4 separate regions of the Mus musculus genome follow, and all the other regions are linked to region 4. A link is a loop called in an ENCODE intact Hi-C map of the cell type or tissue named here. Cell type or tissue: heart. All regions are shown on one strand. Region 1 holds the start of Nkapl (NFKB activating protein-like). Region 2 holds the start of Zscan26 (zinc finger and SCAN domain containing 26). Region 3 has its middle 13 kb from the start of n-TSgct2. Region 4 holds the start of Zkscan3 (zinc finger with KRAB and SCAN domains 3).

The links. Peaks named below come from ENCODE experiments on the same cell type or tissue, not always from the same donor. Only the 100,000 strongest peaks of a DNase experiment are listed, where the experiment ranks them.
Region 1: a loop joins it to region 4, with 2.5 times the contacts of the local background. A loop is called at or near these places in 22 of 42 quality-filtered maps.
Region 2: a loop joins it to region 4, with 5 times the contacts of the local background. A loop is called at or near these places in 28 of 42 quality-filtered maps.
Region 3: a loop joins it to region 4, with 5 times the contacts of the local background. A loop is called at or near these places in 8 of 42 quality-filtered maps.

What each region holds. Positions count from the first base shown.
Region 1 is chr13:21,466,316-21,470,315 of GRCm38, forward strand. Nkapl (NFKB activating protein-like) reads right to left here and starts at 2,186. Exons shown (of 1, transcript NM_025719.3): 1 at 732-2,186. The coding sequence starts at 2,126. The coding sequence ends at 939. In heart, a CTCF peak has its summit at 2,410; a DNase peak (open chromatin) is centred at 2,226; H3K4me3 peaks cover 1,877 bases; H3K27ac peaks cover 978 bases.
Region 2 is chr13:21,452,198-21,456,197 of GRCm38, forward strand. Zscan26 (zinc finger and SCAN domain containing 26) reads right to left here and starts at 1,530. Exons shown (of 6, transcript NM_001347491.1): 1 at 1,381-1,530. In heart, no CTCF peak of the experiment used is centred here; a DNase peak (open chromatin) is centred at 1,534; H3K4me3 peaks cover 1,784 bases; H3K27ac peaks cover 1,781 bases.
Region 3 is chr13:21,503,875-21,507,874 of GRCm38, forward strand. It overlaps the pseudogene Zfp389. Among named protein-coding and RNA genes, the nearest start is that of n-TSgct2, 13 kb to the left of the region's middle. In heart, no CTCF peak of the experiment used is centred here; a DNase peak (open chromatin) is centred at 2,467; H3K4me3 peaks cover 1,154 bases; H3K27ac peaks cover 668 bases.
Region 4 is chr13:21,400,865-21,404,864 of GRCm38, forward strand. Zkscan3 (zinc finger with KRAB and SCAN domains 3) reads right to left here and starts at 1,891. Exons shown (of 6, transcript NM_001145778.2): 1 at 1,808-1,891. In heart, no CTCF peak of the experiment used is centred here; a DNase peak (open chromatin) is centred at 1,847; H3K4me3 peaks cover 2,291 bases; H3K27ac peaks cover 1,997 bases.

The sequences.
Region 1 (4,000 bases), 65 kb after region 4:
TATAAAAGTTCTATTATATCAGTAATTTCAAGAATAGTATATATTAACAGATTACCAGAATATTGTTAGCACTAGACTTGTATACCATTGGCATTTGCATATATGCATACCATTTGGGTCAAGCCAGTGATCGCCCCATTGGTACTAAGTAGGAACAGAGGAGAGTGTGGCCCAGGGTCGGATGAAGAGCACTCCTATCTCACTTTTACAACATACAGCATTTGGTGCTACTTTCATCTTATGAAGAAACAGCATTGGTTCAAAGTGGAAAATGCCCAGTCCCTTCAAAAAGAAATGTTCTTTCAAGAGATTTGGCAGCTCTTTTGTTTTAAAAGGGAAACCACTTTAAAGAAAACAGAGCCATAGAAAAGGATGGTGGGAAAAAGTTCAAGGTGTATTAACATCCTGCTAGAAACAGTTTCCCAGACTTTCCAGTTACAAAATTCCATCTCCTTAAACAAGTCTGCTAACTACAGTCAGAAGAACACTGCCCACTGGATCCAAATAGTTCCAAAACGTTCAGCTTCTTGGGCATTGCTCTTACGTTCTTTTTGTCCGGGGACAAATGACTCCAAAAATTAAAATCCTCCTGACGGGGTTAGGGGGAAATCACCGTAGCAGATGGGGGACTAGGCACTTTTCAGTTTAGTAGTACTAACTTCTATTTTGCAAAATACAAACTTGTATATGCACAAAAACCATGGAAGGATACAGAGACTTTTTTTTTTTTTAGGGAGGTAAATCATGGACTGAAGTGACATTCAACTTTTTAGTCATTTTTCTGCAATGTTTGTAAAAAATTTTAATGACATCTCAAAAAGTGCTTTTTACTAACACAGTAGGTACAATAGCACTGGTAAATGGTAAAACCATTTACTATTACTTTGGCCATACAAAGCCTTTGTTGTTAAACGTCCCACAGTGAAACAAACAGGTTGTCACTTGTCATCTTTCCCTTTTGTCTTTCTGTACACCATTTCTCGAAAGCTGGCTAGGATCTTATTTTCTCTCTTCCGCCTCTCTTCTTGGTTAAAGGATGCAAGGGCTCGTTTCTCATCAGCACTGTAAATCTGGTTCTCTTTACGCAGTCTTACAGCCTCCATTCGGCGATGCCTGCTACCACTCATGACGTAACCTGAACATTCAAATGAGGCAATCTCTTCACTTGTCAACCCAATTTCACCTCTTCGTGGGATACGCTTCCCGGCTTTTACATATTCAGCCATTGCTGCACCTTCACCAGGAAGCAGAGCATGGCCATAATTCAAAGGTTTCTCATCTTGAGAGGTGTGTATCACAGGTGCTTCTGGGCCTATTAAATCCATGCTCTCTGCACTCATCGACTGTTCCATCCACGCATCTTCTGGCAAGTCCCTTTCTGAAGCTTTGCAGCTTATGTCATTGTATTCTTTTTTAGTCCTCTTCTTCTTGAGCTGTTTTGCCCGATGTTTCTTTTTCTTCTCTTTCTTCTTGGTTTTAACTTTCTTTTTATCACTATCAGAGCTAGAATGACAGTCTGAACTGCTGTCATAATATTTTTTATGCTTCCTTTTGGAAGGCTTTTTCTTTCTTTTTTTCTTTGTTGAATGACTGGTCTTTGTCCTTTTTTCTTCATTGGTGAAATCTGAACTGCTACTCTTCTGATTCTTCACCTCATCTTCAGCTGGTGTATGTTCATCAGAATCTGGCTCAGGAATCTTGGGTGACAGTCCCCATACCTCAGGCGCTCCCAGCTCTCCAATCCTCTCTCTTTCCTTCAGCCTCCTTTGCCTATAACTCTCCTCCTTTTCCTTCTCCTGGTCCTCAGCCCACGAAGGATCTCCCGCATAGTTGTGGTGGTAACGGTATCCACCACAGATGGGAGAGGAAGAGCAGGCAAGCGTACGGATCCCCAGCGGTAGCGGTCGTTCTCCAGACCTGGGGCGGCTGATGGGATGCAGTGGCCGGACGCCCTGAGCACCCCGCGGAGGCTGGAGCCCCTCAGGACCGCTGAGGAGAGAGCCGAAACCGCCTCCCCGAGGTGATCGGCTAGTCTGTAACGCCGACGGTGGGCTCTCCGAGAAACGTCGTCGTTTCTGAGAGCCCAGAGTGTCCTCATTAGGGCGAGATCGGGATACAGGCGACATGGTCCGCCTTCAATCAACCACCGCGGTGGCGGTTATTCCAGAAGTCACAACACAGAGAGCACGCAGCTCCCGCACAACCCGCACACAGCGCAGGCGCACTAGAGACGGGCGGGCTGTAGGCGGGTCAATTCCGGGGCGTAGCCCGGTGCAGCCCTAGTCCGAACCGTGGCGCTGAGCCTCCGATGGAAGCGGGAAGCAGCCCAGAGCCTGCGCAAGAGCCCTCTTCAACCTCTGGGGCGTGGACAGTCACTTCACTTCTCACTATTTACATTCCCCACCTTGAGCCCCAGGGGAAACAAAAGGAATTATCATTAATGAGTCCTGCTGTCTGTCTGTATTGCTGTGCTTTTTATTTTTTCGATACAGGTTTTCTCTGTGTAGTCCTGGCTGTCTGTCCTGAAACTCCCTCTGTAGACCACGCTGGCTTGGAACTCAAGAGATTCACAGGCCTCTGCATCCCGGGTACTGGGATTAAAAGTGCTGGCCACCACCTTAAGGCTATTTGCTTTGCTTTTTTTTTTTTTTTTTTTTTTTTTTTTTTTTTAATATTTTCGTTATATACATTTCAAATTTCAAATGCTATCCCGAAAGTTCCCTATACCCTCCCCCCGCCCTGCTCCCCTACCCACCCACTCCCGCTTCTTGGCATTCCCCTGTACTGGGGCATATAAAGTTTCTATTTGCTTATTTTTAAGTGGTGCATATGCTGGCTTGGAACTTGCTAGGCACCACTCAAGCACCAAGATTAAAGGTTTTCATAAGCAGAACTGTGATGGATAAGAAAACTTAACTCTGGACCAGGCATCGCTTAAAATAGCTGTTGATTCGCATGAGTTCCTAGCAGCCTGCATCCTCCACAGAATGAAGCTACTGCTGCGAGATAAGAACGAAAGAATGGGGCGCCTGATACGAGATAATTGGCTTTTGTAACCCTCTTTCCCTGTGGGAAAAGGGACGAGCCGTTTTCTCTATCTCTGTGTAAGGGAGCAAAGCAAATTTCCCACACAGCTGCGGATTTCATATAAGGGAGATAATTGTAATGTCCACCTTTATGCTTCCCATTGCCCTCTATGTTTCCCAATTTGGTCATAAGATTGAGTCCATCTTACTATCAGTAAGAATAAATTTATTGATTTTAATCTAAATTTGGGTTGCGTCTTTCAGTTTTGCCCAGTGGAGTAGAACTATGGAACACAGACATCTCTTCCTTTAGATTTTTGTTAGATCTTTTCTTAGAGTCATATGTTTACCACCGCATGGCTCACCATTCCTTTTCCATTCCTGTCTCCATCTTTTCTGCTGAGTTAGTGAAGGATTCCTATTGCCTTTACTCCAACTACCTGCCTCGATGGGACTTGACAGCTGCCTGGTGCTGCTGCAGATCTGCAGTCCCAGCAACTAAGAAAACCCAAGTAATCATGAGATTCTGCATCAAAGAGTGTTGGGTAACTGCTTAGAGTATGCCTTGCCAAAGGTTCAGTTGCTGGCGACTTAGCAAACAATCCTGTTCCTCTCTATTGGAAGCAAAACCTAAATTACTTCTGGAACTAAAGTTTGAGTTTAAGTTTCTGAGCTAAGTGAATTCCAGAGCATTATGTTCGCAGACTTCTGCTCCAGAAACATAGATTCACTAGTTTACAAGGTTTCTCTTTAAGGACATTTCTTCAGAAATCCGCCACTTGCAGTTACCTTCTGAAGGTACTTTACATCCCATAACTTTTTTGTTTTTGTTTATTTGTTTTTTCGAAACAGGGTTTCTCTGCGTAGCCCTGGCTTTTCTGGAACTCACTCTGTAGATCAGGCTGGCCGCATACTCAGATATCTGCCTGCCTCTGCCTCCCAAGTGCTGGGATTAAAGGTGTGCACCATTGCCC
Region 2 (4,000 bases), 51 kb after region 4:
CTTTAACCTTTTTCTTATTGATTAGTCACAGCTCATGTCACAGTCAACAAGCCAACAGAGCTGCTCCACCTGTGCGTCCCTTGCTTAGTCAATCTCCACAGACACCACACTAAGAACGACCTCACACTACAGACGAAACTTGAAGAGTTGAAGAATTTATGATTTTACACAGGTTTCCAAGCTGATCTTCAGGGGTTTGTTTTTTTTTTTTTTGGTTTTGCCCCCCCCCCCTCCAGACCCCTTCCCCCATACACACACAGGGTTTCTCTGTGTAGCTCTGTTTGTCCGACAATTTGCCCTGTAGATCAGGTTGGCCTTGAACTCAGAGATCTGACTGCTTCTGCCTTCCAAACCTGGGATTAAAGACGTGAACCACCAACGGTGGACTGAACTTACCTTTGGTCCTTTTTTAAATCTACAGACCCCCGAATTATGAATTTATTTTTTCCTTCTCTCTCTTGTGTGTGTACATCTGATCCAGAAGCAAAAGCTGTGGGATCCACCTGGCCACAACTACAACAGTCAGTCTTCACTTCCTGCCAGATTTCCTGCCAGTTTTCCTTTTCCCCAAGGCTCTCACTCCCTAGCCCACAATGGGCAATTCTCCCAAGTGCTAGGATTATAGAAATTAGTCACTATGCTCAGATGCAGGTTTTTAATTGCACCCAACTTTGGTTTGCAACCCATTCTTGATTTCATTTCTGCTCATCCTCTAATCTATGCACATTATGGGTGTCCAATTACAAGACCTGTCTGAGTATGTCCTTCTATCACCCAAGACCAAGTTCCTCACACAACCAAATGGCCACTTTGTTCACTTACTTATCCTCTGTGGCAATCTTATTCACTGCGCTCGAAATACCCTGGTGCCCTCGTTAATCCCTAAATAAGACAGACAAGCTCCAGCTTTAGGGCCTCTGTATTCGCTGTTCTCTCACGTATGCCTTTTAAAGCCGCCTCTGTCTACCCATCTATTTCGGATTATCTACTCAAATATTCTATTTACTTACAGTGGTAACTACTTAAACATGCAGAAGCCATGTGTGGCAGCTCCAGCTTATGAGCTCAGAGCTCGGAGATAGAAGGATAAACAGGAGTTCAAATTAAGAGTATACGCCGCCAAATGATGAGGCCAACACGGGCTTCACGAAACGCTCTTAAAACCAAACAACAACAAACAAAAAAAGGGGGAAAAATCCCTCACAACAAAATAAAGCAACAGAACCCAGGAGTGCTGGCAATCTCAGCCATCAGAAAGCTGAAGTAGGAGATACGCTGGAGCTTGCAGTCAGCTTGAGCTGCGCAACAGCAGGAAACCGCCTCACCAACTACGTCCTGAGCTCCCTCCCTCTCCCATGCCCCGCAGCTTCCGTCACGCACCAGCTTCTGGTCCTCCCAGCTCCGAGGTGTGGAGAGTTTCTGTGTATCAACCAGACCCTCCGCTCGAGAGTCCCAAGTTTGCGGGTTCTCTCTCCGCTGGAACCCGATCACCGTACGTCCCCCTCGCCCTGGTCGCAGGGTCAGTCACACGTCTCTCAAAATCTGCGTTCCAGCCCAGTAGTTTCCGGCTCCGCTCTAGGACGATGGGAGGACCAGGACTCAACTCGGTGGTGTCCTGACTGGGTCTAAGTTGAAAGATTTCATTTACATAAATCAGACCATTTCGTTTGACTGTTTTCACACAGAGATGTCATCTCTATCACTAGAATAACAAAGCTCGGGCTGTAATCACAGCCACCAGCAAACAGACACAGCAATTGAATCTTTAGGTTGGGCTTTAGGCAAAAGCTGGCATGATCATGTAGGTTGGATTCTAGAGAACCAAAGTTAATTATTAGTGCTCAAGTTTATTCTTCATTCCCCACCCTTTTGCCACCAAGTTCCAAAGACTCCTATCTGTGCCTTCTTTATTTGGTTGCCTGAGTGTAGGGTTTAGAATTTAGAATTCAATGATATTTGAAGAGAAGTGGGGTAAAGATATGCCGATTTTCTTTCTAAAGTTTCTATGTTATTGTTGTTGTTGCTGCTGCTGCTGCTGAAAAAAAAAGTGGAAAAAAAAAAGTGAAGTTCACTTTGTTATTTTAAGCTTATCTTGTTTGACTTCGAACGAAGGCACTCAACAGAGCTTAGTCTGGTTAATGTATAGTGGTGTCAGTTATATGCTTTGCAGTCTGCTAAGCCAATGGTGTGTAAAGCTAACTCAGAACAAACATGTCAGAACAAACACAGCTTTAAGATGTTTTGTGTGCAGATTAACTCAGAGCAAACAAATCATCTGTTTAAGTCCTTCCTATAGTGTCTAACACAAAGTCCCCTACCACCCTTCCCTCCCCTATAATCCCCCTTGTTAGCCATTTACTTTGATAAATAGGCCACAGTTTGAGGTTCACCTCCAATCATTTGAGTGAGAACTCACATTAGGACTCCATCCTTTCCATGTTGACTGAAAAGACTTTTGCAAGCCCCAAATTCCCATGGTAGGAGCAGATGTCAAATCCCCTTTTAAAGGTTCCAAACCCATAACTATTTCTGGGTCCATTCAAAATTTCATAAAGGGGCTTAGCCATAGAGTCAAAAATTGGGACCAAATTCTACAGTAGCCTGTCATACCCAGGAATATGTTAAATTGCCTGAGAATTGCAAATTTTTGTTCCCCGTTTGTCTAACTGTTAGTCACTGCTTTCCAAGCAGACTCTTCTTTCCAGGCTAGAGGAGGAAACCCAGTAATTCCTCAGCCCGCTGACAGATTTGGGCCCTGCAGGCTAACAGTCCTGGTAAATGGTTTAAAGTCTCCTAGTTCCCAGTTACCTGCAAGTCTTTGACATCCTACTGCAACATGTCACCTTTCAATAGTTGGGCTTTTAAATCTTAACCCAGAGAGATGGTCCAGATGTTAAGAGCCCTTGCTGCTCTTCTAGAGAACCCAGTTCACAGCGGTTAGGCTCTCGGCTTATAATATCCTACAACTCCAGCTATAGGGCATCCAGGGGTTCTTCTGACCTTGTGCAGCAGCAGCAGCAACAACAACAACAACACACACACACACGTACACACACACACTTTAGAAAGAAAATTGGCACATCTTGGTCCTTCTTCTCTCCAAAGATAATTGAATTCTACATTCTAAGCCCCATCCTCAGGCCATCCAATCCTGCAAAGTCCTAGCATCTGTATAATTTAGAGTTGTAAACTGTTAAGTCTGATTCCAGCCATTCAAAGATGGAAAGGATCCTCCAATACTAGTAATAAAAACCGGAGGAATTCCAGGGAATGTGATTCGTCAGACTGTACTGGCTGAGAAGAGCAGAGTATACAACTAGCAAAATATCAAGATTTGCCTGCAGGTCTTATATAAATGCACGTATGAGACTGGGGCTTCTATATTAGTAGTATTATTGGCAATACATGAGTATATTACCGATAAGTCCTATTTCAGAAAATAACTCATAGAATTATTCAGATACAACTCATAGAATTGTTTCAAGAATTTGCATGGTCTTTATTAGATTTTTGTTGTACTGTCAGAACTATGTGCGGTCCTAGATTTGGGACCCTATTCTAAGGCCGTTGAGGATACAGCTCCAATATCTTTCTAGTTGTTGCTGCCCACGCAGATTTGAGTTTCAGTTGCTTTTGAGTCTGGTGGCTAGAGAAAGGGTCCTGGTACCCTGTTTCCTCCTCTGGCTTTACCTTCTCAAGCCTGGTGAAGAAGATAGGCAGGGTCTGAATGCCTGCCCAGTTAGGTAAAATGTAACAGAAATGGAGCTTAGGAATCAGCTTTCCTTTGTAGGATCATCCCAGTAAGATGGCCCTGTGTCTTTCTAACTCAGGATATCAAAGGTAGAAAGAGGAGTGTAGGCCAAGTAATACCCCAGTGGCTGTTCATCTTGTCCTACACCTAGAGGGAGATTTTTAAATTTTTACTTTATTTAATGTGTGTTTTCTACAAGTGTTTCTTTATGTGTGTGTGCACATGTGAGCCACAGCATGCATATGGAGG
Region 3 (4,000 bases), 100 kb after region 4:
GGAATATGAGTATGATGTATGAGTGTGTACATGTGGATGTCTGATGATAACTTTTGGGAGGTGGCTCTTGTCTTCCCCCTTGTTTGAGGAGGGGTTTCTTCTTTCTGCAGCTGTGCTCATACTATAGGTGCTGGACCAGAAGCTTCTGAATGCGGCATTTTTCCTGCCTTTGCCTCAATTTTCAGGAAAAGTGATTATAGATGCCTGCTCCACTGGACATCTGGGTTTCTTATGTGGGCTTTGGATGAGCTGAGTTATTTCCCTGGCCTCTGGAAAACGATTTATATTAAGAAAAATAAAAACAAACCATCTTGAGTTGTAAAGCTGAATTCTAAAGAGAGGACAGGTGACTTCAGAAGCTTGTGTGCAATGATGAAGCTGTTTCCAGCAACTTTTCTTCAGTATTTCAAGAGAGGGTATGTGGATTTTTTTTTTTTTTTTGGTCATATTCTTTTGATGCAACCAAAGGCACCTAGAATACCTTTCCCATGTACATCACTGCTGACATTTTCTTTTGTTATGTCCTTTCTGGTGTTTGGTAAGGTTAGAGTATCTTCGGAAACCTTCCCCACACTCATCAAACTCGTAGCATTTCTCTCCAGTATGGATTCTCTGGTGATCACTCGGTTTGACTCTGACTGAATGCTTTTCTACATTCCCACACTCACATGGCTTTTCTCCAGAGTGAACCCTCCGGTGACTAATAAGCACTGAGTTCACATAGAAGGCTTTGCCATATTTCTTCCACTTATATGGCTTTTCTCCAGTATGGATTCTCTGATGTTTGATGAGTGCTGAGATCACACTGAAGACTTCCCCATACTTATCATATGCATATGGCTTTTCACCTGTATGTATGCTCTGATGTTTGATGAGGGCTGAGCTCACACCGAAAACTTTCCCACATTCACTGCAGTCATTTGGCTCCTCTTCATTTTGGACTCTTTGGTATACAATCAAGTGTCTTCTCATACTAAAGGCTTTCTTATACTTGTTAAAGATATTGGGTTTCTCCCCAGTGTGGACTCTTTCATGCACAGTGAGGGTTGAACACTAATAGAAGGCTTTTCCACAGTGATAACACTCATAGCGTTTTTCTCCAGTGTGAATTCTCTGATGTTGAATGAGGCCTGAGTTCTGGGTAAACATTTTCCAACATTCATTGCATTTATGCCGTTTGCCCTCGTTGGGCCTGCCTTTATTATAGTCTTCTAACTTGTCCTCACACTGAGAGACTTTTTCTTTCTCAGGAATTGGTAAAGAATCCTTAGTATGTATGATAGAGACCTTTTGGTCTGGGTCCATCCTTATAAAATCTTTTAAAGTTAATGTTTTGCTCACAACTCTGGCCTTGACTCCTGTAATGACAAACATACATTTTTTTGCAAATATAATTTATGGACTGTAAGTATGGCAATAATACATGATCCAGACTTAACTAGAACTCTCAAGCATTTGTTCCACAATATGAGGGCACTAACCAAACAGGAGCCAAATCACAGATCAAATGTTTTCATTCACCCGCATCAAGAGAGTAACATCACAGAACTACCAGAATGAACATCTGACACAAATAGCTATTTATGTCTGTCTTTCTTAAAGGTAAAGAAAACAATGAGTACACACAAATATAAAACTAAGGAGTATGGGCTGGGGACACAGGTCATCAGTATAGAACTTGCTTAATTTGTACAAGACCTTGGGTTTGAACCCTGGCATTAGAAGAGAATAATGTATAGTCTGTACTTTACAAAACACTTAAGAATAACGTTAAAATAAACTTAAAACAAAATAGATGTTGAAGAGATTAGCAAATAGTGTAGATGAAGAATTTTATGAGTAAAGAGAAGAAAGCTAATTTAAGTTTGGAAAAAGAAATAACATCACTGACAGAAATGGTTACCACCTAAAAGTCCAATCATTTTAACTGTAAGGGGGTTGAGGGGTACGCTTAGTTCATTCTAACAAGGTGGTCCATTGTAACGTGCTCTTGTAGTGGCTGCTGCTATGAAAACAGAGTAGCTTAGCAAAAGCGTTGTCTAGTCCCCCGTGAAAACTGTGACAGAGAAAATGCTTTATCAGTTCACTATTCTAGATTTACAAGTCAGACCATGCGGAGAACCTAGAGTGCTACCAGTTGCATCCCTGGAAAGCAAAGCTAATTTGTCCTCCAAATTCTTGTTATAATAATTGCCTTCCTGTCTTTTTTCCAGTTACAGTCTCTACAGTGGCAATGTGCATCCCTCCCAGTATGCACCCCCAATAAGCTACCGTGAAAAGGGCAGATCAGTAAAACAGTAACAGTAAATTCCCTTTGGGTAACATTTTCAAAGATGAACACAAACCTAAGGGAGGAGCCCAGAGCAGAGACAATTAGGACCTCCCCCTGCGGAAATTCAGTATTCACCCGCATTAACCAGTCGCTCCACAGACTGCAGTTCTGAGGAACCGCCCGGGCCCCGCCTCGGTCCCGCCCCGGTCCCGCCCAGGTAGGGAGCCGGCTCTCCAGAGGAGAGGAGAGGGTGAGGGGTGGAGAGTACGGGACCCACGCGAAAAAAGGAAGGCTGGAAGTGCAAGGCAAGAACAGGCTTGCCCTCTGCAAAACCCTGGTGCTAACTAGGTAACGAACTCACCCAGAAACTGACTGACTGAGAGGGCCAACTGCCAGGCTAGAGGAGCTCAGCTCGCCCTCTGGCACGCGGACGCTTGGTGCTCTCTAGGATGCCGGAGGTTTTCATCTCTGTGGTTAGTGAGCTCGGGCCAGCTGGTAGTGAAGAAAGGAGGCTATGATTACTCAGAACGTCTTCAATAACATTTTTATTTCCTTAACCACGCAGAGAAGAAAATAAAACACTCTTCTAAAGTATAAGAAAACTAAGTTTCTGAGGTGAGACATATGTCAACCCGAATTTTCCTTCCCAGGTGGATCACCTCCTGGGCTTTTAGCTCTCAGTGATCAATCTCAGAAGTAATTTTCAGTGGCTGAGAATGTAAACCAGTCATTTTTGCCTAGCAAATCAAGGCCTTGGATTTTATCCTTAGCATAAAACAATAATTTGTAAATTTAAACAGTATTCCCCTAAAACTACCAACTCTTCAGAAGTAGATTTTCACATTCATATAAAATAAAACTAGGAAAATAAAACAAACAAAAAAAGAAGGGGCCTGCCTTAAGGGCTATAAAGCATATTATAAAGCCATGACACATTAATAATGCGATATGGGGCAAAGGAAACAAATGGTATAGCTGTCCAGAGATGGGTGTAATGAAAACAGTAAGAAAAAGAACCATCTTCAATAAATGTATAAGAATAAATGGATAATCTTTTGGAAGGACATCAAACTGGATCCCTACTTTATGCAACAGGAAGCAGTTCCAGTAAGTCAAGGCCATAAATGCTAAACATAAAACCATAAGATTGTCAGGGTAATGTGAGAGGCATTTTTTATAATGTTAGAGTAGAGAGGCTACTGTACATTGTGAACACAATCCAGAGGTCCTAGGTGAACAGAAGGGAAGGACGAAGTTCCTGAACAACCAAGGTTACGAATGTGTCACAGCCAGGTTGGATTCCTTTCCGTTCCAGCTTCACTCTGAGCAGACTCTACCAAGCCGTCAGGATGTCTGTTCTCACCAGAGGAAGTAATTGGCATTGATTTTTGTTTTGTTTTGTTTTGTTTTGTTTTGTTTTGTTTTGTTTTGTTTTGTTTTTTTAAAGTCTCAGACTGGGGATGTCATTTAGTTTCACAGTAATTGCTAGAGTTTAAGGGCTTACTCCTCAGCATGGAGAGAACACCTTCAAAATCATAACTTCTCTGAAAATTATTCCAGGACTTTCAGAAGACCACAGATTGTTAAAGACTAGCACTTACAACTCACATTTCAGGATTATATTACTCAAATGAACTGGAAACAGTGGATTTGTAACTTTTCATTGCTGTAATAAAATACCATGGCCAAGTGTCCTGATTGGTGAGATTCTGTTGTTGTTGGTTTTAT
Region 4 (4,000 bases):
CTATCAATTCTGTTCATGATAGTATGTCTAAATTAAAGCTCCTACTTTATAGCACATTGCTGTACCTGCAGATGAAGGGATCTGTTGTCTTGGCCTCTAGTTAGCTGTAAAAAGAATGAAAGAAAGACAGGGGAAGGAGAGCAGGAAAAGGAAGGAAAAGGGAGGCTGGTAAGGACGGATGGGGGAAAGGCAGGAAAAGCATGACTGAAGAGGACTATAAGATTTATGGCTGAATGGTGGGCCTACTACTGCAGGTGAGATGGAGTTTCTCTCTGATTCACATTCAAATCTTTACTAATGTCATTTTAAATAGTAAACAAAACCTTATCTTCTTTCTTTCCTGAGTACAGGCCAAAGCATTTTGTTGGGATCAAGGAAGAAGAGTAGAGCTGAGGCTAGAAAAATGAACACTGATACATTCTTAATAACGGCTTCACACACTCACGTTTTGTCAGCTTGCCTATCTGGAGTCTCACCAGCTGGGCAGAGTACAAAGGTACAGGATCAGAAGACTGTTTACCAACACAGGCGTTTGCCAAATAAGTAAACCAAAGACAAGGGTTTTGTTTTTGTTTTTGTTTTTTGTTAAGTTACAAATAGAGAAAAGAATGCTTCAGGGATCCCTGTATACCCTCAGGAGGTTAAAGATCCAATTCCTTAAGAAAAAGAAGGAAGATGAAAGGACTTTCAAAGACCACAAGAGGCATCAACTCAATGACCATGGCAAACTGTGTATGGTCAATATTAGCTTTAAAAACCTGCAAAAAGAACAAAGGGTGTTAGTGGGAACTCAGGATCAGATCGACTTATCTCTAATCTATCGCCAATCTACCTATCATCACTTCTAACTATCAGCCGTCCGTGTGGTTCTCACACTGGAGAGGAATCTCGCTGAGGGTCAGAAAGCTGGCAGGTCGGCAGCAATGTCTGCTTACAACAGGGTCCTAATCCTTCGCGGTTAGACGCTCCTCCTGTTTCTCAAGCTCCTCCTCCCACCAAAAAAAAAAAAAAAAAAAAAAAAAGGCATCCCCAGGATTTTAAACCTCTGTGAGCCTGACCATTACAAGACACTACACAAACCACTTTTACTCTTTGCTGTGGGATAGGCTCTTTTCCAGAATGTTCTATTTTCCCTCCTAAAATACAGAAATCATTCATTATAAAGAGAACTGATAAATAGTACTAACATTCAAAAGACAACAGCCAGTACCAAGGCTGATCGATGAAGAGAAAGTGCTGTCCTAGTTAGGAAAAGCAACAGGAATAATAACAGCTATCTTTACACTGTGCAGATTACCCCGTGCCTGGTACTATTTTAAGCACCTTTGCACAAATGAAGCCATTTATTCCTCACAACAATCCAGTAAGTTAGGCGACATCATTATCCCCTAAAATAGCAAAACACAGAAAGGTTAAGGGACTGGGGGGAGAAGTCACAAAGGAGCTGAGGCCAGATTCGACCAAGCAACCCGATTCCAAAGTTCTGGCTCTCTTCCAGTACCCCAGAATAAAGACCTTGGAACTGACCTTGTCTCCAGGAAAAGCAAAACTGTGACGTCTCCCATTTTCAAAGCTTAAGTACAAGACCCGAGAATCCCATCGCCAAACGCCCTGAGACTGACCAGACACCCGGAACCGGCCTGAGGCGAGGCGCCCGAGGCCCTGTCGGGCGCTCGGCCCAAGTGGCCACCGAGTTTATCTTCTCGGCGCCACTAGGCCGCGGAGGAAGATGTTTTGTCCCACCCCCAACCCCCACAAGCAGCCGACCCCTGCGGGAGGACGGTAACAGGACGGGACCCAAACCCACCCGCGAACGCAGCACCTCGTAGCACCCCGCAGTCACAAAAGTGTCGAAAGTCCGACCCCGGGGGGCGGGGCACAGAGCACTTCCGGCTTCTCTAGGCACCAGCGACACTCTATGATCCCCCCCTTCTCCCTCCTCTTAGTGGTTGCTTCGTAAAAAGACTTTTAAAAAGAAATTCTTTTAGCTGAAGTAGCAATGCAACATTTTCTCTCCTCCCTTTACTTCCTCCAGTTTTTTCCGTCCTCTTGGTTGCCTCGTAAAAAGACTTTTAAAAAGAAAAAAATTTTAACTGAAGTAGAATTACATCACTTTCCTTCCTCCCCCTAGTCTTTTCTCCTACCCTCTCACTCTCAAGCTGATAGCCTCTTTTCTTTGTTATTGCTACATTCATGTGTGTTTGTGTATATGTATATATGTTGTATATATGTATGTGCATGAACAAGTATATATCTATATCTATACAGATATAGAGATATCTGTATCTATATATGTACATATTCCACTGGCTAAGTTTTTGTTTTTATATGTTATTTGTGTGCATATGATTTCAAGGTTTCAAGACTGCATTGGACAGCTAATAAGAGGGCTCATCTTAGGGAGAGACTAATTCTCCATTTCCCAGCAGTCAATAGTTGCCAGTAGTTCTTTGGTTTGGGGTGGCACCCTGTGAAATTTTACCCCCTTCCATTGATATTGATATTGTCTATTGATACTGCAATTGTTTCAGTCTTGTGTATGCAGCCATTTCTTGGAGGCTGTTTCACAGCTGACATCCTAGATTTCTTACAATTTTTTTTTTGCCTCCTCTTCCTCCATGTCCTCTGAGCCATAGATGCAGGAGACATGATGTGGATGTATCTGTTGGGGTTGGGACCACCATGATCTGTCAGTCTTTGTTCTGTATCCAATTGGGTTTTTAGTGATGGTCTCTATTCTTTATAAAGAAAAGCATCTTGGATCACAGGTGGTAGCTACATTATCCAGGAAAGATGACTCTAGCACCAAGAGACTTTCAAAATTTGTTTTTTCCAAGGACAACTAAGGGAAGATAGCAAAAGAATGAGCTCCTATATAGCCTTCCTGAAATCTCTGTGATGTCAAGAAAAAGGAAAATTATATGTTCTCTATCGTCATAAAGAAGCCCTAGGGAAATGCATAAGAAAATGTTTGTTTAGAAACTGCATGAAAAGGGAAAATAAAAGTGAGAGGAAATTAAACTATTAATTATAAATATATAACAGTATTTTTGTTTTTGTTTTTGTTTTTGTTTTCCGAGACAGGGTTTCTCTGTGTAGCTCTGGATGTCCTGGAACTCACTCTGTACACCAGGCTGGCCTCAAACTCAGAAATCTGCCTGCCTCTGCTTCCAGAGTGCTGGGATTAAAGTCATGCGCCACCACGCCCGGCAACATATAACAGTTTTCAGGACCATTCTGAATGCCCTTTATAGAAAAAGCCAAGATAATTTAATCTTCAACTTATAATTAGCAAATTTAGCAAAGCTACTAAAATTTCAAAATTGATATTGATAGTTACATTTTTATAACAAACACAAATAAGAAAACATCACCTTAAAAGATAATCATTACAGTAGCAAGAAAATATAAAAGAGACCTCAACAGAAACAGAAAGGCTTTATTTATTAAGGATAGATAGTTGAAAGCCAGAGAAATTGGCTCATTCCTATGATCCCAGCATGTGGGAAGCTGAGGAGGAAGAGCCACTTCAAGTTACAGCTCCAAGTTCCAGGCCAGCTTGGAGTTCTGGATTACAGGGTGAGAGCCATCCTCACAAAACAAAACAGCCCCACTCATGGTCATGCAAGTAAACACAATTAAACCCAGTGGTTCACACACACAAAGAGACATCATGTTGTGGTGATCCCAGCCACAGAATTATTCTCATTGCTACTTCATAGCTGTAACTTAGATGTTATGAATCATAATATAAATATGTGATATGTAGTATATCTGATATGTGAACTTGGTGAAAGAGGTCCCAAAGAGGTCATGACCCACAGGTTGAAAGCACTACTATAGACAGCATTGCTTCTATTTTTGTGTCATAAGTACGCGTGGTCTTATTTATCTATATGAAATCTAGGAACTACAAATGAAAGCATGCAATATTTGTCTTTCTGAATGTGAATTCATTTGCTTAGTACGATTATCACCAATTATATTCATCTCCTATAAC